2 separate regions of the Homo sapiens genome follow, and region 1 is linked to region 2. Evidence: chromatin loops called from intact Hi-C (ENCODE). Cell type or tissue: heart left ventricle. All regions are shown on one strand. Each heading gives the region's core, and the rest is flanking DNA. Links, peaks and the distances in the headings are about the cores only.

Region 1 (16,623 bases), core at 4,314-12,313, 130 kb after region 2:
AGGAGGCTGAGGCAAGAGAATCACTTGAACCCTGGAGGCAGAGCTTGCAGTAAACCGAGATCACGCCACTGCACTCTAGCCTAGGTGACACAGCGAGACCCTGTCTTAAAAAAAAGAGGCCCAAAGGAGCTTGTTTGCCCCTTCCACCCGTGAAGATGCAGCAAGAAGGCGCCATCTATGAAGCAAAGTGTGCCCTCACTGGCTACCAAATCTGCTGGCACCACCTGCTTGGACATTCTAGCCTCCAGAACTGTAAGCAGTGTTTATTATTTATAAATTGCTCAGTGTAAGGTATTTTGTTATAGCAGTCTGAATGGACTAAGACAGATAGTTTTATAAAAATTAAACTACAGTTGGCATTTTGTATCTGTAGGTCCACACCTATGGATTCAACCAACTGAAGAATAAAAATATTTTTAAAATATATATGGCCAGTCCGGGCGCGGTGGCTCACGCCTGTAATCCCAGCACTTTGGGAGGTCAAGGCGGGTGGATCACAAAGTCAGGAGATCAAGACCATCCTGGCTAACGCGGTGAAACCCCATCTCTACTAAAAATGCAAAAAAATTAGCCGGGCATGGTGGCGGGCACCTGTAATCCCAGCTACTTGGAAGGCTGAGGTAGGAGAATGGCGTGAACCTGGGAGGCAGAGTTTGCAGTGAGCTGATATCCTGCCATAGCACTCCAGCCTGGGTGACACAGCAAGACTGTCAGAAAGAAAGAAAGGAAGGAAGGAAGGAAGGAAGGAAGGAAGGAAGGGAAGGGAAGGAAGGAAGGAAAGAAAGAAAAAATAATACAAATAAAAAATACAGTATAACATATATTTATACAGCATTTACATTGCGATAGGCACCATAGATAACCTAGGGATGATTTAAAGTATGTGGAAGAATGTGCATAGGTTATATGCAAATACTATGCCATGTTATACAAGGGGTTTGAACATCAGTGGGGGTTTTGGAATCAATCCCTGGTGAATACTGAGGATGATTGTATTCATAATCTCGTATTCAATGTCCATCTATTACAACATAAAGAATCAATATCATACTTCACAAGAGTTATATCTAGACCTACATGTATTCAATTTTTTTTTCAATAGGCTTTTGGGGAACAGGTGGTGTTCAGTTACATGAATAAGTTATTTAGTGGTGATTTCTGAGATTTTGGTGCCCCCATCACAGGAGGAGTGTACACTGTAAATGTGTAGTTTTTTATCCCTCACCACCCCTCCCACCACATGCATATAAATTTAACAGTAATAAGGATTGTTTAATACAGCAACATGTTCCTCAGCTATCCTTTGCAACTGTTGTAAATGCAGCACAACATACATCCATACCTCTAAAACAAAGAGAAACAAGAAAAACCACACTCAACACTATTGGGAAATGATACTTTGTCATGCTATTTGAGAGGTAATATTTAACAAGCTGGTTAAAGTGATTTCACTTACATGTTTCCACTGCTTAAATCCTCCCTACACTCCAAAGCAGTACATGCTTCAGAATCCAGGCAGAGGCACAACCTCAGATTTTCACAGAATTGGCTATAGTCATCTTTTGTTTCCAGGATACAGGGCAAGAGATTACAGAAGTCACCATTCCCCAGGGCTTGAACGGCGTTGATTACAAGAGCAGATGTGTAAGATTTCAGGTTGTGCTGTTCCAGCACTGACAGCAGATCAGTGACAGAGGTGCCCAGGTGTCATGTAATAAATGTGTGTGATAAGTTGTTTGTGATAGGTGAATCCCCCTAAAGTATGTGGGCCAGGGCAGGGCCCCTGTGGTTCAGATCTGAGGATGATACTGCTTCTGTGGGAAGATCATGACTTCTGTTTCAAATATGCTAAGTTAAGCTGGGCACCGTGGCTCATGCCTGTAATCCCAGCACTTTGGGAAGCTGAGGCAGGTGGATCACCTGAGGTCAGGAGTTTGAGACCAGCCTGGCCAACATGGTGAAACCCCATCTCTACTGAAAATACAAAAAGTTTGCCGGGTGTCGTGGCGGATGCCTGTAATCCCAGCTACTCCGGAGGCTGAGGTAGGAGAATCACTTGAACCCAGGAGGCGGAGGTTGCAGTGAGCCAAGGTCTTGCCACTGCACCCCAGCCTGGCCAACAAGAGCGAAACTCTGTCTCCCAAAAAAAAAAAAAAAAAAGCTAAGTTAGTAATACCTTTGGGACATCCAAGTAGGGATGCCAGGCAGGAAGGTGGTCAAATCTGGAGATTTGAGGCAAGAGATAAATTTGAGAGTAACCAGCTGATGGGAACTGAAGCCACAGGACAGGTGTGATCCCCTAGAAGGAAAGGGTAGCATAAGAAGAGGAGGGTCCAGGACCGACCTCTCTTGATGAACTCCAATATGACCAGGTGATTTCAGTCAAAGGCGGAGTGAGCCGGCTGAGGGGTGGAAGAGCAGCCGATGGAGGGATGGGAGGAAGCCAGAAGAGGCCAAATCCTGGAGGCCAAAAAACGACAGTGTTTCAAGAAAGAACTGGCCAGCAACGTCAGCTACTAGTGGCAGTTCAAGTAAGAAGAAAACGAAACAATGGACTTAATGACATAAAGTTCATTGCAAAAAAACATTTGAGTAGCAGCAAGGTAGAGATAAACACCAGCCTGAAAGGGTCGAGCAGTGAGTGGAAGTGAGAGAATTTTGCCCAGTTTTTTTATTATGAAAAATTTCAAACATACAGAAAACTTGAAAATATAATACAATATTGTTTGTATGTCGATCATTTTACTTAGATTTAACAATTGTTATTTATACATATATACAAATATTTATATATTATATATATACAAACATATATATATACACACACATATATATATGGTTCTTTTTTTTTTTTTCCAAGACAGGGTCTCACTTCATCGCACAGGGTGGAGTGCAGTGACCTGATCATAGCTCATCTCAGCTTCAAACTTTTGGGCTCAAGCGATCCTCCCACCTCAGCCTCTCAAGTAACTGGGGCCACAGGTGCATGGCACCATGCCCGGCTAATTTTTAAATTTTTTGTAGAGACAAGGTATCGCCTTGTTGCCCAGCTGGTCTCAAACTGGACTCAGGTGATCCTCTTGCTTTGGCCTCCCAAAGTTCTGGGATTACAGACATGAGCCACAGTGCCAAGGCCTATATACGTCTTTGTGGGCTTGTTTTTAGTTTTTTGTTTTGAGATGGAATTTCGCTCTTGTTGCCCAAGCTGGAGTGCAATGGCGCGATCTCGGCTGTACGCAACCTCCGCCTACTGGGTTCAAGCAATTCTCCTGCCTCAGACTCCCGAGTAGCTGTGATTACAGGCATGCGCCACCACGCCAAGCTAATTTTGTATTTTTACTATAGATGGGGTTTCTCCATGTTGGTCAGGCTGGTCTTGAACTTCCGACCTCAGGTGATCCGCCTGCCTCAGCCTCCCAAAGTGCTCGGATTGATTACGGGCATGAGCCACTGTGCCCAGCCCTTTTTTTTTTTTTTAAACATAGAAATTGTTGAGTGACTACTAAAACATTCTTGGACCATATGAAAATATAGGAAAGCATGTGCTTCACACCTAAGTACCTCAGCATGCATCTCCCAAAAATAAGGAGATTCCATAACCACAATACGTAATCACAGCTAAGAAAATAATGATCATGGCCAGGCACGGTGGCTCACACCTGTAATCCCAGCATTTTGGGAGGCTGAGGCAGGAGGATCACAAGGTCAACAGATTGAGACCATCCTGGCCAATATGGTGAAACCCCGTCTCTACTAAAAATACAAAAATTAGCCGGGCGTGGTGGTGCATACCTATAATCCCAGCTACTTGGGAGGCTGAGGCAGGAGAATTGCTTGAACCCAGTAGGGACAGGTTGCAGTGAGCTGAGATTGCGCCACTGACCTCCAGCCTGGTGACAGAGCAAGACTCAGTCTCAAAAAAAAAAACAAAATTAGAAAATAACGATCATTTCTTCACTTCATCTGATAGCAGAATATACTCAAATATTCCCCAGTTAGCCTCAAAATGTCTTTTATATATATATTTATATATATATATATCTTTCTTTTTAATTTCTTTCCTTCCTTTCTTCTGTTTTTCCTTCCTTCCTTCCTTCCTTTCTCTCTCTCCTCCCTTTCCTTCCTTCCTTTCCTTCTTTCTTTTTTGACTGGGTCTCACTGTCACCCAGGCTAGAGTGCAGCAGTGCAATCACAGCTCACTACAACCTCCACCTCCCAGGCTCAAGTGATCCTCCCACCTCAGCCTCCTAAGTAGCTGGAACTACTATTTAGGTGTGACCCACCACACCTGACTAATTTTTGTATTTTTTTTTTTTTGTAGAGACAGGGTTTTTCTCTGTTGCCCAGGTGGGTCTTGAACTCCTGAGCTTAAGTAATCCACCTGCCTTGAACTCCTGAGCTCAAGCAAAGTGCTGGAATTACAGGCGTGAGCCACTGCATCCAGCCTATGCATATATTTCAAATCAGGATCAAATCAAGGTACATGCGCTGCATGCATTGTGTTCCTCTTGGAGGGGTGTGGATCTGGTGACAGATGGTTGAGGGAGCTCACCTCTGATGACTTTCATTTTCTCTGTGACATAAGAGGGAGGTCATCAAGTGAGCATGAGGTGAGAGACAGAAGAGCCTCAGAGGTTCAAGGATCAGGGAGGTTTAACGTAGCCATTGACCAGAGTGATGTGGTTGGGCCACTAAACAATTCTGGGAGCCTCCTTAGAGTTCATGATCATGAGTGAGGAGTGGGAACCATTTCCTGATTGTGTGATTTCCCCCACCACCACCAACAGTTCTTGGCTATCAGAGTAAAATCCTGAAGAAAACAGATCACTGGGCTCATCCAGGGTTGGGGTTTTGCCACTTGGGTACAAAGGATGAAAATACAGAGGGGAAGGGGAGTTGGCGACATTGTCCAGAGAGGTGTTGAAATGAAGGGTTGTGGAGTTGAGCTGAATAGGGAGGGGCTCATAAGCTGGAAGACGGAAGGCATCATTGATCCAAAGGTCCTAGGAGACTGAAAATTGGTTGCGAGGAGGGCAGACAGACTGATGGACAGACGGTTAGGAGGTGGGGGCCAAGAGCAGGCTGCTTGACTGATTCTCAAGGAGGGGCTCTTTCAGGTGATAAGGTCCAGGGTATGACAATGAGAATGTGTGGCCGAGTTGGAGAGGAGAAGATTCTTGGGGATTAAGTGGCCAGGTTATTGAGAGGTCAAGTAGGGAATGGATCCTCCAGGTGGACAATGAAGTCTCCCAGAGGGAGGACTCAATGCAAAGACAGACGGTCAGCTGGGCCAGCGTTCCCCTGAGTGAGGTGGAGGGGTCTGGCAGACAGTAGCAGTGAGAAAGGAAGAGGAAAGTTTAGCCTAATTGCAGTGCCTGGAAGGCCGCGGGTTATTTTAAACTAGAGTTGGGGGCTGGGGGAGGAGTAGTCCGGAGGCAGCAATCTGAAGCCAGGAGAGCACCCTCAGCTGTAAGAAAATCAACAGCTCTCATTTCAGAAGCCTGCAAAGGAGGTAGTGCCCTCAAGGGAGAGTTAAATTTCACTTAACGCCAGGAAGTGGAGGGAATGCTCCAAGGAGAAGCTAAGGGTATGAGGGGGGCTACAGTTTATTAGAGGGCACAGGCAGGTTAGGGAGGGGGAAAGTGGAGGGCTGAGTCAGAGCCAGAAGGTACAGAGTGTCATGGAGACACAGTGCAATAGAGTAGGTGGGCTTGGGAGTTTATGTTTTCACTATGAAATGATAAAAACAAGGACAGGAGGCAGGCTGGATTTCACCCAGTTAGTTTCTTGGAAGCTGTAAAAAGTGGCGTTTAAGAATGTAGCCTTGGCCAGGCACGATGGCTTATGCCTGTATCCCAGCACTTTGGAAGGCCAAGGCAGGCGGATCGCTTGAGGTCAGGAGTTTGAGACCAGCATGGCCAATATGGTGAAGCCCCGTCTCTATTAAAAATGGAAAAAACAGCCAGGAGTGGTGGCAGGTGCCTGTAATCCCAGCTACTCGAGAGGCTGAGGCAGGAGAATTGCTTGAACCCGGGAGGCGGAGGTTCCAGTGAGCCAAGATCACGCCACTGCACCACTCCAGCCTGGGGGACAGAGCAAGACTCGTCTCATTAAAAAAAAAAAAAAAAAAAGAATGTAGCTTCAGGCGGGGTGCAATAGCTCACGCCTCTAATCCCAGCACTTTGGGAGGCCAGGAGTACAAGACCAGCCTAGCAAACATGGTGAAACCCCATCTCTACTAAAAAAAATACAAACATTAGCCAGGTGTGGTGGTATGCACCTGTAATCCCAGCTACTTGGGAAGCTTAGGTAGGAGGATGACTTGAGCCCAGAAGGTGGAGGTTGCAGTGAGCCAAGATGGTGCCACCACACTCCAGCCTGAGCAACAAAGCCAGACCCTGTCTCAAAAAAAAAAAAAAAAAAGAAAAGAAAAGAAAGAAAAGGAAGGAAGGAAGGAAGGAGAGAGAGAGAAAGAAAGAAAAGATAAAGAAATAAAGAAAGAAAGGCAGGCAAGAAAGTGGCTTCTAAAGCAGAACTGGCTGCATTCCAATTCCAGCTTTGTCATGCACTAACTGTCCTGTCTATAACCTTGGCAAGGTCTCTGGGCATCAATTTCCTCTCTGTAAAATGGGGATAACACTAGTACCCACCTCACAGGGTTGCTGTGACAATTCAAAGATGCAATGTGTTAAATGTTGATATGGTTTGGATCTGTGTCCCCACCAAATCTCATGTAGTCCCAGTGTTGGAGGTGGAGCCTGGTGAGAGGTGGTTGGATTATGGGAGTGGATTCTCACGAATGGTTTAGCACCATCCTCCTGGTGCTGTTCTCATGATAGAGAGTTCTGGCAAGCTCTGGTTGTTTAAAAGTGTGCCGCACCTCCTCCCTCTCTCTCGGCTCCTGCCATGTGAGAAGGCTCGCTCCTCCTTTGCCTTCTGCCATAATTGTAAGTTTCTGGAGACCTCCCCAGAAGGCAAGCAGATGCCAGCATCATGCTTCCTGTAGAGCCCACAGAACCATGAGCCAATTAAACCTCTTTTTTTTTTTGAGATAGGGTCTTGCTCTGTCGCCCAGGCAGTGGCGCAATCACAGCTCACTGTAGCCTCTACCTTCTGGTCTGAAGCAATTCTCCCACCTCAGCTCCCCAAGTAGCTAGAACCACAAGCACATGCCACCATACCCAGCTAAGTTTTGAATTTTTTATAGAGACGGGTTTTTGCCATGTTGCCCAGGCTGGTCTCAAACTCTTGAGCTCAAGTGATTAACCCTCCGGCCTCAGCCTCCCAAAGTGCTGCTAGGATTACAAGCATGAGCCACTGTGCCCAGCAAACATCTTTTCTTTTCTTTTTTTCCGAGACGGAGTCTTGCTCTGTCACCCAGGCTGGAGTGCAGTGGCATGATCTTGGCTCACTGCAACCTCTGCCTCCCCGGATCAAGTGATTCTCCTGCTTCAGCCTCCCAAGTAGCTGGGATTACAGGTGCTGGCCACCATGCCCGGCTAATTTTTGTATTCTTAGTAGAAACGGGGTTTCACCATATTGGCCAGGCTGGTCTCAAACTCCTGACCTCAAGTGATCCACCTGCCTCAGCCACCCAAAGTGCTGGGACTACAGGCATGAGCCACCGCGCCCGGCAACCTCTTTTCTTTATAAGTTACCCAGTTTCAGGTATTTCTTTATAGCAGTGCGAGAAGGGACTAATGCAAATGTTTACAACAGTGCGCAAATATTTATAACAGTGCTTGGGCTGTCACCTCAGACACACTTGGTGGAGCCTTGCAGGCCCAGCAGAGCAGCCTCTTTGATTACCTGAACCCTGCCCCTGGCTAGGTAGGAAACATGAAGTGGATGATAATGATGACTTGATGAGCAGTTGTGAATGCATAAATTATATGGAGACACTAAGGACTGCAACAGACAAGAAGATCTCAGTGACAAACGGGTTATTTAGGGCAGCAGCCAACTGACTCCCACAATGAGTGGGATCTGGACAAGAAGGCGTGGTTTCCCAAGGCCACTGAAGGTTTCATTGCTACATACCCAGCCAAGTGTGGCTTTTCTAATGGTGGGGCATCTAGCTCTCCTGCAAATGTACAAAATGTCAATGCTAGGAATGCAGAATTTCTGCAAAGAAAACCCCCCAAACCCACTGATCCTAAAAACAGGGGAGATAAAAGAAAAATGGAATGAGGATAATTTCATGTTGAAGAAGACAGAAATACAAATGTCTATATATCTGGTTTGCCTCCAGGAGAAATCCTCAGAAGACTTCAAAGTCAAGCTTTATGAAGATGATCAAAGAAATCTTAAAGGAGATGCGCTTTGCTGTTACTTGAAGAGGGAATCTGTGGGCCTTCCATTAAAGCTTTTGGATGAAAATGAAATTAGAGGCTGTAGGCCAGGTGCAGTGGCTCACGCCTGTAATCCAAGCACTTTGGGAAGCTGAGGCAGGTGGATCACCTGAGGCCAGGAGTTCGAGACCAGCCTGGCCAACATGGCAAAACACCGTCCCTATTAAAAATACAAACATTAGCCGGGCATGGTGGTGCATACCTGTAGTTCCAGCTACTCAGGAGGCTGAGGCAGCAGAATCGCTTGAACCCTGGAGGCAGAGGCTGCAGTGAGCCGAGATCATGTCATTGCACTCCAGCCTGGGCAACAAGAGTGAAATTCCATCTCAAAAAAAAAAAAAAAGAGGTTACAAGAAGAAGCTGTCACTACAACAAAAGCTGTTGGTCTGGGGATCTGCAAGGGAGCTGGGCCATCCAGAAGGTACCATAAGCAAGTTGTCATAATCAAACATATGTTTCATCCTATGGATATTTTTGGTTGTTTTGTTTGTTTTCTGAGATAAGGTCTCACTATTGCTCAGGCTGGAGTACAGTGGCGTGATCACAGCTCACTGTGCAGCCTCAACCTCCTGGGCTCAAGGAATCCTCCTATCTCAGCTTCCCAAGTAGCTGGGACCACAGGTGTACACCACCATTCCTGGCTAATTTTTTTAAAAAAATTTTTGTAGGCCGGGCATGGTGGCTCACACCTGTAATCCCAGCACTTTGGGAGGCTGAGGCGGGTAGATCACGAGGTCAGGAGTTCGAGACCAGCCTGGCCAACGTGGTAAAACCCTGTCTCTACTAAAAATACAAAAATTAGCTGGGCATGGTGGTGGATGCCTGCAATCCCAGCTACTCGGGAGCTGAGGCAGAGAGTCGCTTGAACCCTGGAGGCGGAGGTTGCAGCGAGCCGAGATTGCACCACTGCACTCCAGCCTGGGCGACAGAGTGAGATTCCGTCTCAAAAAAAAAAATTTTTTTTTGTAGAGAAGGTGTCTCACCATGTTTCCCAGGCTGGTCTTGAACTCCTGGGCTCAAGAGATCTGCCCCTTGGCCTCCCAAGGTGTTGTAGTCACAGGCATGGGTCACTGCACCCGGCCCATCCTGTGGATTTTAAGGATGATGAGTTGGTGCTAAATGAGCTCAGAGAACTTTCAGTGCTCAACATTGAGACCAATGAGGAATGTTTTGTTTGACAGACTCATGGATGGTGTGGACTCTGTGTTCTGGAGGAATGCAGAGGAAACGGATTATTATATTCAAGTCCTCCTTGGAAGGTGGTTTGTTGACCCAGACATGGAATAAGGTTACAGACTATTAGGTTCAGGGGACCTCAGGAAAAAGGAGGAAAATCTAAGGGGATGGGAGGCTTTCCTCAGTGCCTGTGAGGCCAACAGACACTTTCAATCTCCAATGTGTGTATGCTTCAGAAAGGGCAAGATGTTGGCTGTCCTTTCACTCTCCACCAGCTGAAATGTGGTCTCTTCCCATTATCGCCATTCTGACCACTCTTCCCAAGTCACAGACACTTCTCAGATGCCAAACCCAAAAGGCGTGGCTGAATTCATTTGCATCAACTCAGGCAATGAATTTGGGAGGAGAGTTCGCTTGTCAGAACGTAAGAACGTCACATTTTGCAGTTGGTAATGTGGAGTCTAGGGACCCTTGGAATCACTTCCCTAGCTGATCGCCAGCACACCCTCTTTCATTCATTCAATCACACTTTAGCTTAGGTGCAGCTGGGAAGGGACTTCGCGGATGTAATTAAAGTCACAAATTGGTTTATCTTGAGGTAATCCAAAGGGAGACTGTGCAGGAGAGGTCTGACTCAATCACATCCAAAGCCTTCAGTGGTGGCTGGAGAGGAGAAAACACATTTCTGCACTTAGGAACCTCCTTTCTCACCTCAATTCTAGCAGCTCAGATGAGGTGTCAGCTCCCTGCAGGCTCTGGATGAGTCCGTGGGGCCACAGAAAAAAGAACTGCAGAAAACTCAGGAATAAAAATGGAGACAGTGACACTTCCAAGTAAAACTACTAGAAGTCTTCAGAAAGTAAGGCAAGAAAAGGAAACTTGAGGACCAGAGAAGCTGCCAGGCCAGTTCATTAAGCCTTGGCTTGACCAGGAAATCCAGTGTTTTCTTGAAGGATGGAAAATCTGGAGATGAAGAATGGGAATCATGTACTGTCAAACGCAGTTGCCAAGGGGTTCAAGCCCAGGGGTGTGAAGAAGAGCTGAGACCTGCCTACAGATGCCAAGATTGCAGGGCTCATCCTGGACTATTAATGAGACCATCCAGAGGCCAAGGAGCTTACAGGGCTCACCTTTGGGGATACTGGCCCAGCAGTGCTGCAGATCCTACCCTGAGTAGAGTGACATGAGAACTGGGCTGGGGGAGTTGAGGAGAAAAGGAAGTCTCAAAGGCTCTGTGTGTTTGTGTGTGTGTGTGTGTGTGTGTGTGTGTGTGTGTCTGTGTGTGTGTGTGTAAACTGGAAATGGTTAAACTCCCCTGTGTGCAGTGGCATACCAAGCAGGGTGGAGTGGGGGGAGGAGGCTACACTGCAAGGGGTATTTTGTCACTAACATTTTTTTATAATTGCTGGTGCGCAGTATCAATAAAAAGTTGGCTTCAGGCTGGGCGCAGTGGCTCACACCTGTAATCCTAGCACTTTGGGAGGGTGAGGTGGGCAGATCACCTGAGGTCAGGAGTTCAAGACCAGCCTGGCCAACGTGGTAAAACCCCGTCTCTACTAAAAACACAAAAATTAGCCTGGCGTGGTGGTGTGTGCCTGTAATGCCAGCTACCTGGGAGGCTGAGGCAGGAGAATCACTGGAACCCGGGAGGCAGAGGCTGCAGTGAGCCAAGATGGTGCCACTGCACTCCAGCCTGGGCCAAAGAGTCAGACTCCATCTCAAAAAAAAAAAAAAAAAAAAAGTTGGTTTTAGAATTATTTTTAAATTCTCCACAGACAATACACCTTCTTATTACCTGCACCTGGAACAACCATCCCCACTCCCTGCCCATGGTAAGCTGCAGCCTGTGTGTCCTATGTGGGTAAACAGTCCAGCTCTACCAGATTGTAAATGGGGTTGGGGGGTCGGGGTAGAGGGCATGGCGAGTAAGGATTATTTTTCGCATAATAACAGTTTTATGCAGCATGGTTTTGTACAAGAGAAGTGTTTTCTAAATATTTGGCAAATAAATGAATAATTGAATTTGAGTAATAATGAAGAAAATATAAGCAGGAATTTTACAAGAAGACCTTTAGTTTAAACAAGAAGAAAGCAAGCCAGGCACGGTGGCTCATGCCTGTAATCCCAGCACTTTGGGAGGCTGAGGTGGGTGGATCACCTGATGTCAGGAGTTCAAGACCAGCCTGGCCAACATGGTGAAACCCCATCTCTACTAAATATACAAAAAAATAGCTGGGCATGGTGGTGGATGCCTGCAATCCCACCTACTTGGGAGGCTGAGGCAGGAGAATCACTTGAACCCGGGAGGCAGAGGTTGCAGTGAGCCAAGATTGTGCCACTGCACTCCAGCCTGGGTGACAGGGCAAGACTCCGTCTCAAAAAAAAAAAAAAAAAAAGAAGAAGAAGAAGGCATTCCTAATTACCCTGGTTGTAAGATAATACAAAACAGGAAATGACAGCATCATTAGAGATTTAAGGTTTCTTAACTTTTTACGTCTAGGACAGGTTTTGGAAGTCTGGTGAAGTCTGTGGAGTGTCAGAATAATCTTCAACTGCATAAAGTAAAATAAATGGGATTACAAAGGAAAACAATCATATTGAAGTACAGTTGTCAAAATGAAACAAAATGTGTAAGAAGAAGATCTAGTGGTGAGTCTAACCACTACCACTAACTACAAAGTAACCGTGAGCATACATGACATTTTGAAATTTCTGCAACTACTGGAAGATGACACAAATGTGTAAATTCTATTAACAACAGTCACATGTACTACAAATACCGGTGTAGGTTTATTGCCTACATTTATCATTGGAGAAAATGCTAAATTTCAGTTAGAGATTAGTGAAAATGAAATGTAATTTTCTCCTATTTTTGTTTGCCCTTTGGGATCCTGGATGAAGAGCCCTGCATTACACTGGGCACAGTGGCTCATGCCTGCAATCCCAGCTACTAAGGAGGCTGAGGTAGGAGGATCGCTGGAGCCTAGGAAGTTGAGGCTACAGTGAGCCGTGATCGTGCCACTCACTGCACTCCAGCCTCGGCAATAGAGCGAAACCCAGAAAGAAGAAAGAAAAGAAAAGAGAGAGAGAAGGAAGGAAGGAGAAAGAAAGAGAAGAAAGAAGAAAGGAGGGAGGGAGGGAAGGAGGGAGGAAGGAAGGAAGGAAAGAAGGAAAGAAGGAAGGAAGGAAAGAAGGAAAGAAGGAAAGAAAAGAATGAAAGGCCAGGCACGGCAGCTTACTCCTGTAATCCCAGCACTTTGGGAGGCCAAGGCAGGTGGATCACCTGAGGTTGGGAGTTTGAGACGAGCCTGACCAACAAGGAGAAACCCCATCTCTACTAAAAATACAAAATTAGCTGGGCATGGTGGCACATGCCTGTAATCCCAGCTACTCGGGAGGCTGAGGCACGAGAATTGCTTGGCCCAGGGAGGTGGCAGTTGTGGTGAGCTGAGATCGTGCCGTTGCACTCTAGCCTGGGCAACAAGAGTGAAACTCCGTCTCAAAAAAAAAAAGAAAGAAAGAAAAGAAAAGAAAAGAAAGAAAGAAAGAAAGAAAGAAAGAAAGAAAGAAAGAAAGAAAGAAAGAAAGAAGAAAGAAAGAAAGAAAGAAAGAAAGAAGGAAAATAGCTCTGCATGAGAGCCAGTGATGTCTCAGAGTGGGAAGGAAGCCAGGTCAACATGTTGCCCCTACCAACAAGCCCTTAGGTTGACAGGAGGTGCCTCTCCCAGCTTTACATTCAGAGCCAACCTCCCCAGGAGGCTCTTTTCCATCCTAAGCCTTGTTTCAGGGATCAGGGAGTGGCAACTCTCCACATGCCTGCATGCTTCCATCTGAACCAATGTTGAAGGCTCTTCTACTATTCAAAGCCCCTAAGGATGTAACATTTGGAGAAAATATGCTAAAAAGACCTGGTACTCAGAGACAATTTTCTCCAAATGTTTGAATGGGAGCATCAAATGAGTCCCCAGCCTTGAAGGTTGGGTTGGTCTGGGGAGGAAAACTAATTGTCCTTTCAGCTCAGCTATATCATCAGTCCCAAGGCAGACGTTCAGAAGATTCTTTTCTAGTTCATAGGGAAAATGACACTTAATCCTATGAGAGCCCCAAAGGCAGAGGACATGGGATGTGGTATCAGGAACCTGGAAGACATGCTTTTGCAATGGGGTACACAGCACTTAAGTGAGGGAAACCACCAGGAAGTGGCACTGGCCCTGGAATTCCCTTCATGTCACACAGGGACAGAGAGGAAACTAACATTTTCTAAGGACTTATTCCATACCAGGGGCTGCACATTCTGTGTCTTATATCTATTACAAACTGTTTCTTCATAAGGCAGGTGATTTGTTTTTCTTTTCTTCTTTTCTTTCTTTTTTTTTTTTTTTTTTGAGACAGGGTCTCCCTCTGTCACCTGGGCTGGAGTCTAGTGGTGCCATCTCGGCTCACTGCAACCTCTGCCTCCCCAAGCAATCCTCCTGCCTCTCAGCCTCCGGAGTAGCTGGGATTACTGGCATGCACCACCACACCCAGCTAATTTTTGTATTTTTGGTAGAGACAGAGTTTCGCCATGTTGCTCAGGCTAGTCTCGAACTCCTGTGCTCAAGTGATCTGCCCACCTCAGCCTCCCAAAGTGCTAGGATTACAGGCGTGGACCACCATGCCCTGCCTGTTTTGTGATCTGCCCGCCTCGGCCTCCCAAAGTGCTGGGATTACAGGCATGAGCCACCACGCCTGGCTAGTGCCTGTATGTGTGTATGTGTGTGTGTATGTATGTATATATATATATATATATATATATATATATATATATATATATATATATATTTTTTTTTTTTTTTTTTTTTTTTTTTTTTGAGACAGAATCTTGCTCTTTTGCCCAGACTGGAGTGAAATGGTGTGATCTTGGCTCACTGCCAACTTCTGCCCCCTGAGTTCAAGCAATTCTCCTGCCTCAGCCTCCCAAGTAGTTGGGATTACAGGCACCTGCCACCATGCCTGGCTAATTTTTGTATTTTTAGTAGGGACAGGGTTTTGCCATGTTGGCCAGGCTGGTCTCAAATTCCTGACCTCAGGTGATCCACCTGCCTCAGCCTCCCAAGTAGTTGGGATTACAGGCGCCTGCCACCATGCCTGGCTAATTTTTTTATTTTTAGTAGAGACACGGTTTTGCCATGTTGGCCAGGCTGGTCTCAAATTCCTGACCTCAGGTGATCCACCTGCCTCAGCCTCCCAAAGTGTTAGGATTACAGGCGTGAGCCACCGCACCCAGCCTTTTCATATATATATATATATATATATACTTTTTTTTTTGAGACAGAGTTTCGCTCTTGTTGCCCAGGCTGGAGTGCAATGGCGCAATCTTGGCTCACCACAACCTCCTCTGGGTTAGGGCAATTCTCCTGCCTCAGCCTCTCGAGTAGCTGAGATTACAGGTATGTGCCACCATGCCTAGCTGATTTTTTATATTTTTAGTAGAGATGGGGTTTCTCCATGTTGGTCAGGCTGGTCTTGAACTCCAAAACCGCAGGTGATCCGCCCACCTCAGCCTCCCAAAGTGCTGGGATTACAGGCGTGAGCCACCGCGCAGGGCCTCTTTTCATATATTTTTAACTAAATTAATAAAACAGCTGGGGCAGTGGCTCATGCCTGTAATTCCAACACTTTGGGAGGCCGAGGTAGGAGATCACTTGAGCTCAGGAGTTCAAGACCAGCCTGGGCAACATGGTGAAACCTCGTTTACCAAAAAATACAAAAATTAGCCAGGTGTGGTGGCACATGACTGTAGTCCCAGCTATCCCAGAGGCTGAGGTGGGAGGATTGCTTAAATCCATGAGGTCGAGGCTGCAGTAAACTGTGATCATGCCACTGCATTCCAGCCTGGGTAACTGAGCAAGACTCTGTCTCAAAAAACTAAAAACTAGGCAGGCGTGGTGGCTCATGCCTGTAATCCCAGCACTTTGGGAGGCCGAGGCAGGCAGATCACATGAGGCCAGGAGTTTGAGACCAGCCCAGCCAACATGGCAAACATGTATTTCAGTGTCTACTGAAAATACAAAAATTAGCTGGATGTGGTGGTGCGTGCCAGTAATCCCAGCTACTCAGTAGGCTAAGCCAGGGGAATCGCTTGAACCCGGGAGGCAGAGGTTGCAGTGAGCCGAGATGGTGCCTCTGCACTCCAGCCTGGGCAACAGAGCGAGACCCTGTCTCAAAAACACAAACAAATAAAGAAAACTCCAAAAAACTGAAAAGTAAATAAATAAATAAAACAAAACAAAATGTGGAAGCAATAGCAAAGGCTTGACCTTGCTCCAAAATCACAGGTTTTTTTTAAGCTGTGTTCTTATAAACTTCCAAATGAGATGAAGATAAACTTCTGCTGAGAGGGGCATGGTCATGACTTACAGTTTGGGCAGGACAAAGTATTTTCCATCACACACACACACACACACACACACACACACACACACACACTCACCTTCACACATACGGTGTTATTTCTACTAAGTTGTACTTGATTCTTCTCCAGTGGCTCTGTCTGGAGTTTATTTAATGTTACTAGTTTGCCAATGAATAGACTAAGACAATAAGCAATTTTGCTTTTATTTCTTTATTTTAAAAAACTGCTTGTTAGTCTTATGAGAAAACAAAGTGAAGAATAAAGGTAACTACTGCATGTACCACAGTAGCGAGAGAAAAAAGAGTGTCAATTAATCTAATTGATAGTCAGAGGATTGCATGGCTATTAGTGATGGAGTCGGGATTTGGGCACGTGTACATTTGTTGGATTTTGCAGCCTGGCATCTATATCCCATTTGTCTGGTGGCAAGATCCCATTTTTGCGTTGGGGCCATTATCCTCCAACATTGGGTAGTCTATGGTACTATTCCTCAAGGGACCCTCCCCTTCCTCAGATGAGTGTGAGCACCTGACCCACCCTAAGCCTATTGGAGTTCTCTCTTTTTGATCCAAAGTAGAAGCACTGACCATTGGTGTCTGCTGCCTGGATGCTGGAACTATCCTGGCTTCTGTCCTTTCCAAAGACCGCCTGTTCAGCTTTTCCTTCAGTTCTGTAAATATTTTTTCAATAATTTACTATTAC
Region 2 (9,556 bases), core at 499-8,498:
GGCTAAGCAGAGGAACAGACAATTCTCAAAAGAAAATATACAAATGGTTGACAAACATATGAAAAAATGCTCTACATCACTAATTATCAGGGAAATGCAAATCAAAACCACTATGTGATACCAACTTACTCCTGTAACAATGGTCATAATTTAAAAATAAAAAAAAAAATAGACGTTGGGGTAGGTGTGATGAAAAGAGAACACTTCTATGCTACTGGTGGGAAATTAAACTAGTACAACCTATGGAAAACAGTACAGCGATGCCTTAAAGAACTAGAAATAGATCTACCATTTGATCCAGCAATCCCACTACTGGAGGAAAAAAGCCATTGTATGAAAAAGACACTTGCACACACATGTTTACAGCACCATGATTCACAATTGCAAAAATATGGAACCACCCCAAATGCCCATCAGTTAATGGGTGAATGAAGAAAATGTGATATATATATATGTGATATATATATATGTGATCTATATATATATAGATCTATATATATATATATATATATAGATCACATATATATATATATGATCTATATATAGATCACATATGATATATATGTGATCTATATACCTTAGAATACTACTCAGCCATAAGAAAGAATGAAATAACATTTGCAGCAACCTAGGGGGAATTAGAAACCATTATTTTAAGGGAAGTAACTCAAGAATGGAAAACCAAATATTGTATGTTCTCACTTATAAGTGGGAGCTAAGCTATGAAGACACAAAGGCATAAGAATTATATAATGGACTTTGAGGACTTCCAGGTATGAGTAGGAGCTGGGTAAGGGATAAAAGACTACACACTGGATACAGTGTACATTCCTCAGGTGATGGGTGCACCAAAACCTCAGAAATCACCACTAAAGAACTTATCCATATAACCAAACACCACCTGCTCCCCAAAAACTATTGAATTAATTTTTCAAAATGATTTTTTAAAAAACTTTTATTGGAAGGACCCTCCGGAGTTCTGAGGAGGAGGCCTGAGCATATGTGGGGAAGGCACAGATGAACACATAGGAGGGATCTCTAAGAAAACAATGGCCACCAGGTCACTGCTAGACTCACCACAGGGCCTTCTAAACCAGGGGGCCCCTCCACGAGCATACCCTGTGGAGTCAAAGGTTAAAACTCACAGGTGACAGGGCCAGCACACTAAACCCCACTTGCTTCTCCTCTTTCCACCACCTCAGCCCTGTGACCAGCATGACTTACAGGTTCCAGCACTGCAGGCTCTCTCTTCTCTCCCTTCAGCCCCCGGGGCCCATGGGCAGCCTAAGGGAGACACACATGTAACCCCAGTGGGGCCCATGAGCAGCCAGGACACCAGGCCTGCCCCCATCTCAACTCCAACCTCGATTTTGGGTCCTCTGGAGACCAGACCAGCCCTACCCACAAGCCCCACAGGCTTCCTCTAAATACTTCTGTTCACAAAACTCTCATGCCTGCCAAGGAGATCTCAGGGTTCCCTGCACCCCAGTTCTCAGTCCCACCTCAGCAAACACAACCTCTCCAAATCCTGAAGAGCCTCTTTCAGAAAGAGGACTTTGAGTCTTTCAGTCTTTCTCCAAAAAAGAAAAGGTATATGCCCTTATGCACAAAATTTTATTTAGAATTTGAAGGAGTTCAAAAATGTAAAAACCCTGCACAGGTTAAGTATCCATACTCCAAGTAAATTTGGAGAGCATTTCCCAGAGATATTCCAAACTCAGGCCTCATAACTGCCTTTTGCAAAACATACAGTTCTTGGGCTCAGTTATCCAAGCCCCAGAGCAGCCCCCTACAATGCACCCCACAGTTCCTCTCCCAGCAGGATGCTTTGCCCTTCTTCTGGCCCTCATGTACACTCCAAGCCAACCAGTTCCCTCCCTTGCACACCTCCATTCAGATGCCTGTTCCCAAATCCAGGCCATAGCCAAGATAAGGGTGGGGAGAAGGTGAAACATTCACCACCACCCCAACTCCCCAAAACAAAGATCTTCAGAATGCCCCTCTCCACCTTCATCCTGACAGCAATGATCCGTTTCAAAATTCTCCCAGATCCCACATCAACCCCAAAGACCCAGACAGCAGCATAAAGGAAAGGCAGCAGAAGCTCACGGGTGCCAAGAGCAGGAGGTGTGGGATGCAGCAGCAGGGTAGAAAAGGCAGCCATAACTGCAAGGCAGGCAGAAGATGTAGCAGAGTAGACAGGAAGCAGTCCAACTGACAGAGAATACTGGAAGATATGAGAACAACTAAGGGACACAAAATAAAATGACAAACACTTGGATGCAAGAGTGATGCCAGGGCCAAGGAAAATTAAACATGGCCAAGATGGCCACAAAACAAACTGGACAAACAGGAAGTGGCTGTACAGACAGGAAGCAGCCAAGAAAAGAGGATCTGGGAAGTGAACCTTCAACAATATGGCTACCATGACCCAGAGTGAAAAGAAAGGCACAAAACAGGTACAATGGGACTCCTGCAGAGGGAATTATGCATGCAAGGCTTAGTGGGTAGATGAGCGGGAGGTACAGAGTAGATGGAATCAGATGAGTGAATAGATAGATGGGTGGAATTGAATACATGGTTGAGTGAACGGTTGGATGTGAAGTGAGTGGGTGAGGAGATGGGTGCATGAGTGTATTGAAGGAGAGAGTGGTTGAGTTCCAGGAAGGATAATGGATAGATGGGTGGCTGAACAGATGCATGCATCCTTGTATGCATGGGTAGATGGGGTGTGTGAGTGGGTGGGTGAGTGAATAGATGGATGGATAAGTTGAAGAGGACAGATGAACAAAAGCATAGTCGAATAGATGTGTGTAAAGAAGGGGAGAGTCATTAAGCAGGGGGAGGATGGACAGGTGAGTGGATATAAGCCTTCATGCATGAGTAGATGGGTAAGTTTGTGATGCATAGGTGGGTAAATGGTTGCGGGAGTGGGTGGTGGATGTGTGCGTAGGTGGACTGGTGAATGAGTGGATGGATGGGGTGGATGAGGAGAGAGATAGGTTCAAGGGATGGATAGATGGAGAGATGAAGACTGAAGGATAGAATAAGTGGCTGTGGACAGTCCTGCCACATAAGTGGACATCTAGTTATTCTGCAGAGATCAGCAGTCCTGAAGATAGGAAATGCAAATCAAAATTCACAAGAAAAAAAATGAAGGCTTAGGAAATAGGAACATTGCATACTGGGGCCAGAAGAGGAGTGGGCACAAAATAAGGGACCAGAAGTCACTCCTTTCTCTGATTTTTGTGGTAACCTCAAAGACTTTCTTCATCTGGGATACAGGCACCAACAATTATCACCCCACAGGTGTCCAACACTGGACTAGTTCTTCAGGGGAGAGGCCGGGTGACTCACATCTTGCAGTCAACAATGAGGGTGACAGACTGGCCCTTCATGGCCATAGCCACAAGGTGCCACCTGGTCATGGAGTGAGAGGTTCAAGTGACTGACTGAAGCAGGGGCGTCAACAGGGTTGGAGATCTGTTGATGAAAGTTGAAACCAATGACGATGAGAGCAGTAATCACAATAGCTGCCATTTATCAAGTGCTTACAGTGCAACAAACACTGTGCCATCACTTTCTCACTTGTTTGTGCCAATTCTATTTACTGTCCATCCTAAGATGTAGAAACTGAGGCTCAAAAAATTTAAGTAACTTGCCCAAGGTACAGGCTAACACAACTTGCAGAGAAGGATGCACTCTAAGCCCAAACTCTGGGCTAGAAGTGACTGAACTTTGGGCAGTGCGTAGGTGTGTTGTGGCCAAAAGAAGGAACAGGGTTTCACAGTTTAGAGCGTACAGGTTCTAGGGCACTTTCTCACAAAAGTGTGGGCCAGGCAGACCAGAGGAGCAAATAGACTTACTTGCCAACTACTAGGGTGAGGCCTCAGAAGACGGGCTAAGCAGGTTGAAGTCGTCCAGTCTGATCCTCATACAGGAAGCTGACAAGTTGGCCTGGCTCCAGGCTCAACTGTTGGACACCTGGGCACTGCAGAGAATCAGGAGGGGAGCTTGGAGACCAGGACGGGTCCAGAAAACAGTCAGGAGAAAGAAATCTTTAGGAAATCCTCCTGGTACCCGAGAGAAATACACACAGAGTGAGAGGCAAAGAGAGCCACCACCCCTTTCCTCCTGGTGTCTGATTCCAGACCCCACCCCATTACCTCCCTCACCGTGTCACTACACTTAGGAAGAGGTAGAGGGTGGGTGTGCTGAGTTGGGCAGTTTATGACACTCAGTAGATAGACAGATACCCCTTGCCCTCCAGACACCATCAGGGAAGTAGGGGAAACTCAGGCCCAGGAGCAAATCCACAGGGGGTGCACCTGGGAGAGTCCATGAGGGTCAGGGGAAGGGACACGCCCTCAGGAGGGAATAAATGGGGGACTTTGTCTCAGAAGGGAGTGCAACTTGCACTTGTGGTCACAGAGGGCTGCTAAGAACTCCTCAACAGGACAGTTCAGTTATGGAAACTGGGAAGGGGTAAGACTAGGAAGAGAGGAGGCTGGAGAAGTGTGTGATGTCGCTGAACAGTGTGCAGCAGGAGGGAAGGGGTGCAGATGAGAAGAGAACTTGAAGGGTCAGCAATTCCATCAGCCTTTGGGGTAGAGAGCACATGAATTGAGAAAGAAAGCTGAGATATAGCTTGTAAAACAGCTGGAATTCAGATCTCTCCTAAGTCCTCTTCCTTTCACATATTTTGTCACCTGCCTCGAGACACACACAGTTACTGTCATCCCTGGGTTCAGTACTGTAAGCCCAGACCCATCTTCCCTGCTCCCTTTATACCTGATCCTCCTATTTCTCTGCCCTGTTTAGGTCCCAGGCAGAAGCTAGGTGGTCATCTCTGTGCCCTCTCTGGTCCTCCAGGTGAACAGAACTTAGCATTCAAGGAGTTCCCTAAAGTCAATTAATTTCACCCCCAAACCCCAGCTGACTTTGAGGGCATCCGCATGCATCATGTCGCCAACATATCCTGACAAGGGGAAGGGCCACATTTCTGAAGCCAGAGAAGAAGCTCAATTCTGGAATGATGGGGATGAAGGAGAAATAATTGCTCACATTATGTAAAACTGCTCTCTGAAAGGATTTCAAAACCAAGGTAAGATTTCTGAAATGACTTCTGTTGAACTTCTGACTCCACTCTACTTCCTCCTTCCTGGAAATCTTTACCTCCTTGGCTTATGTGCCAGTATATTCTACTAATTCTTCTGCCTCTCTGCTTCTCCATTTTCTTTGAATAGTTCTCTTTTGACATTTTGTTCATTATATATTTTCCATTAATTTAGATTTCTTAAGATATTTCATTAAAATATGATTGACTTTTATTACTGAGTTCTTTTGGTATCCTCCTAAATTTTGCACCTAAGGTAAGTGCATCCCTAGTCCCAGCCTGGCTTTCCACACTGTCTCTTAATATCTAACATTCTCTATTTATTTCATTCATTTCATGTAAATAATTGTAAATCCTTATAGATAGAATTATAAATGTGTGTAAACAATGAAAAATTGAAAACAGAGAGAATATATCCTATGTCCTACTGGATATTAACATATACTACAATGTCATAGTAAAAAAATAGTATCAAAAGCCTACTATATGTCGAACATTGTTAGATGCTAAATATTCAAATAAAAGTAAGACATAGGTCTTGTCCTCCTGATGTTTACAGTTCACAGAAGAGAACACAAGTGACAAGACAACAGCAGGCCCAGATGGATAAGTGCAGATATGGGGCAGGCACAAGATGCTGCTGTCAAGGCATCAGGGAAGGTTTCCTGGGGAACAGATGGCTTCAATGTAGGCAGTCCGAAAACAGGGCAGAAGCCACTTCTCACACAGGAGGAAGCAGGTTCAAAAGTGTGGGCCCAGTGTGGCAATGACATATCTGAAGAACTTCAGCTGCTTCAGTATGAATGGAGCCAGCTTTGGATGTGGAACAGCAGCAAGAAAAAAGGAAAAATAGACAGGCAGGGGCTGGATCATGACAGATGTTACATGCAAAGCTCAGGAGTGGCTACTCTGTCCTGGAAGTCATAAGGAATCATTGAAGGATTTTAAGCAGGAGAGTGATGGCGCATTTGCAATTTAGGAAGATCACTACGGCAACAGTGGGCAGCATGAGTGAAAGAAGTTGGTTCAAGAGGCAAGACTAATAGTGCCTGAACAAAGAGTGAGGAAATGGGCATAGGAGTAAAATGATGGAAGAAGAGGACTTAATTTGATTGACATTAAAGGGATTATTGGTGAGTGATGTCGGTGGCATCCGACTTAGAAAACTCCCAGATAACTCTTATTCCTAGACTGGCCAATGCAATCATCTCTTTTGTGTGTGTGTGTGTAAGTGTGTGTCACTTTTCTAAATTATTTTGATTGACAAAAATTATTTATATTTATCATGTATAATATGTTGTTTTGAAATGTATGTACATCATGGACCGGCTACATCAAGCTAAAGAACTTATGGCTCACCTCACATACTTATTTTTTGTGGTGAGAACACTTAAAATCCACCCTTTTAGCAATTTTCAACAATACATTGTTAGCAACTATAGTCCATGTTATACAATAAAACTCTTAAAATTATTCCTCCAATCTAAATGAAATGTATCTTTTGAAATGTATCCTAAATGAAATGAAATGGATGTATCCTTTGACCAACATCTCCCCAACCCAATGCAAACATCTTGATTCCATTCATTAAAAAGGGTAATGAGAGAAGACAGCCTGACTGAGAGAAGAGACTGAGTTCAGTGTGGGGCTATTGCACTTAGAATGTCTAAAAGTTATCTAAGGAAAAATAATATGTAAACATTTTTGTATGATGGGTGGTCTCAGTAGAGGAGTTTAAGCCAGAGAACTGAGAGTCATCAAGCATAGGTGCAGGTTAGATGAGCTTTTCCAGGAAGAGTGCCAAAAATCAGAAATGCAGGGATCTCAGGGTATGATGAGAGAACATAATAATTAAGAGGAGATTTCAAAGGATGATAAGGAGGATTCAGTAAATAGGAGAAAAATAAGGACAGAGTAGCTCATTAGAAAGAAGTGGATTATGGTGCAAATATTATCAGTAACTCAAGTCAGAGGCACTGACAAGAACCCACTGGATTTGACCTTCTACAGAGGTTTCTGATGGCCGTGATGAGAGGATCCTCAGGGGTGTACTGGAGACAAAAGTCAGAAGCTTAGCTCCAAGTGTGAGGACACAGAGAGAGTGTCTCTAGGGTAGGATGCAGACTGAAGGCAAGGTTGTTTTTTATTAGTTGGTTCATGGTTATGTTGCTTTTTTCCCCCGTAGGTTATAGTGGTACAGGTAGTATTTGGTTACATGAGTAAGTTCTTTAGTGATGATTTGTGAGATTTTGGTGCACCTATCACCTGAGCAGTATCCCTTGCCCCCTCCCACCTTTCCTCTCAGGTCCCCAAAGTCCATTGTATCATTCTTATGCCTTTTCATCCTCTTAGCTTAGCTCCCACATATCAGTGAGAATATATGTTTAGTTTTCCATTCCTGAGTTAGTTCACTTAGAATAATGGTCTCCAATCTCATCCAGGTCGCTGCAAATGCCATTAACTCATTCCTTTTTACGGCTGAGTAGTATTCCATCATATATATATCACAGTTTCTTTACCCACTCGTTGATTGATGGGCATTTGGGTTGGTTCCATGATTTGTGATTGTGAATTGTGCTGCTATAAACACGTATGTGCAAATATCTTTTTCATATAATGACTTATTTTCCTCTGGGTAGATGCCCAGTAGTGGGATTGTTGGATCAAATTATAGTTCCACTTTTAGTTCTTTAAGGAATCTCCTCACTGTTTTCCACAGTGGCTGTACTAGTTTACATTCCCACCAGCAGGGTAGAAGAGTTCCCTGATCACCACATCCACACCAATATCTACTGTTTTTTTATTTTTTTATCATGGCCATTCTTGCAGGAGTAAGGTGGTATCACATTGTGGTTTTGATTTGCATTTCCCTGATCATTAGTGATGTTGAGCATTTTCTTATGTTTCTTGGCCATTTGTATATCTTCTTTTGAGAATTGTCTATGCATGTCCTTAGCCCACTTTTTGATGGGGTTGTTTGTTTTTTCTTACTGATTTGCCTGTGTTCATTGTAGATTCTGGATATTAGTCCTTTGTCAGATGTATAGATTGTGACTACTCTGTGGGTTGTCTGTTTATTCTGCTGATGGTTCCTTTTGCCGTGCAAAAGCTCTTTAGTTTAATTAAGTCTCAACTATTTATCTTTGTTTTTATTGAATTTGCTTTTGGGTTCTTGGCCATGAAATCCCTGCCTAAGCCAATGTCTAGAAGGGTTTTTCCAATGTGATCTTCTAGAGCTTTTATAGTCTCAGGTCTCAGGTTTAAGTCCTTAATCCATCTTGAGTTGATTTTTGTATAAGGTGAGAGATGAGGACCCGGTTTCATTCTCCTACATGTGGATAGCCAATTATCCCAGCACCATTTGTTGAAAAGGGTGTCTTTCCCCACCATATGTTTTTGTTCGCTTTGTCGAAGATCAGTTGGCTGTAAGTATTTGGGTTTATCCCTGGGTTCTCTATTCTGTTCCCTTTGTCTATGTGCCTATTTTTATACCAGTACCATGCTGTCTTGGTGACTATGGCAGGGAACGTGAGCTTTTTCCCCGCAATCCTATACTGGCCCCTTCTACTGCATAATTATTTTCTTCTCTTGAATTTTACATGCTAGTCTTCTATTTACATTTTAACATTTATATAAACAAATGATGCCACTTTTACATTTTCTTTATTAGATTAGGAGGTCGTACAGGATCACATTTATAGGTCTTTAAATTAAGGAGTAATATTCTTTGAAAGTTTATGAAACTATTCAGTATAAACACCACAGAATCAGATGTTTTGGAAAATGTAGGGTCTTTTATGACATTTTTTCATTTCTTCCTCATTCACTGTATAATTTTTAGTCTCATTTTTCCAAAGCAATTACAGATCCGTTGATCTAATTTGACCTTAAGAGCCCTGCTGTAAAGGCAGGTCATATCATCCCCATACTGAAGACAAAGAACTGAAGTCCAAGACAGGCAGTGTCCTTCAAGCTGCATACTTCCATGGTAGTGTAGGTGGTGTGTCCATGCTCCCAGGTGTAAGGCCCCTAGACTGAGCCCTGCTGACCCTGATGACAGTCCTATGGAAGGAGCCAGTATCCCCCGCACATCTCAGGACTCACAGACATGTGGGAGGAAGAAAATATGAATGTGCACTAATCTGAAGCACGGCCTTGAACAAAGGCAAAACAGACTCCAGGCCTCATTTTCAGTTCTGGGATGGATACTCTAATCTCTCTAAATCATGCCACTGAATGACCTTTTACACATTGAGATAGCATTTCTTCCACACCAGGCCATGTCCTGTGGGTGTGTGAGGTGTGGCAGAATTGGGGAAATGATAATCCCTGTAGGTGGGCCAGCAGAATATCTGAGATCACCTTCAGAGCAAAGAAAACACATCATCTCCCCAAAACTCATGACTCTGACTGGTTAAAATGAGTGTCAGTGTTCTCCAT

The links. Hi-C counts contacts between places; a loop is a spot of excess contacts. Peaks named below come from ENCODE experiments on the same cell type or tissue, not always from the same donor. Only the 100,000 strongest peaks of a DNase experiment are listed, where the experiment ranks them.
Region 1: it touches region 2 in a loop (4-fold over the local background); 66 of 110 quality-filtered maps call a loop at or near these places.

What each region holds. Positions count from the first base shown.
Region 1 is chr6:33,229,960-33,246,582 of GRCh38, forward strand. It overlaps LOC105375022 (a long non-coding RNA gene), which reads right to left. Exons shown (of 2, transcript NR_187834.1): 2 at 16,116-16,591. Among named protein-coding and RNA genes, the nearest start is that of HCG25, 11 kb to the right of the region's middle. In heart left ventricle, for the core only: no CTCF peak of the experiment used is centred there; no DNase peak of the experiment used is centred there; H3K27me3 peaks cover 3,221 bases.
Region 2 is chr6:33,102,714-33,112,269 of GRCh38, forward strand. It overlaps the pseudogene COL11A2P1. Among named protein-coding and RNA genes, the nearest start is that of HLA-DPB1, 32 kb to the left of the region's middle. In heart left ventricle, for the core only: no CTCF peak of the experiment used is centred there; no DNase peak of the experiment used is centred there; H3K27me3 peaks cover 612 bases.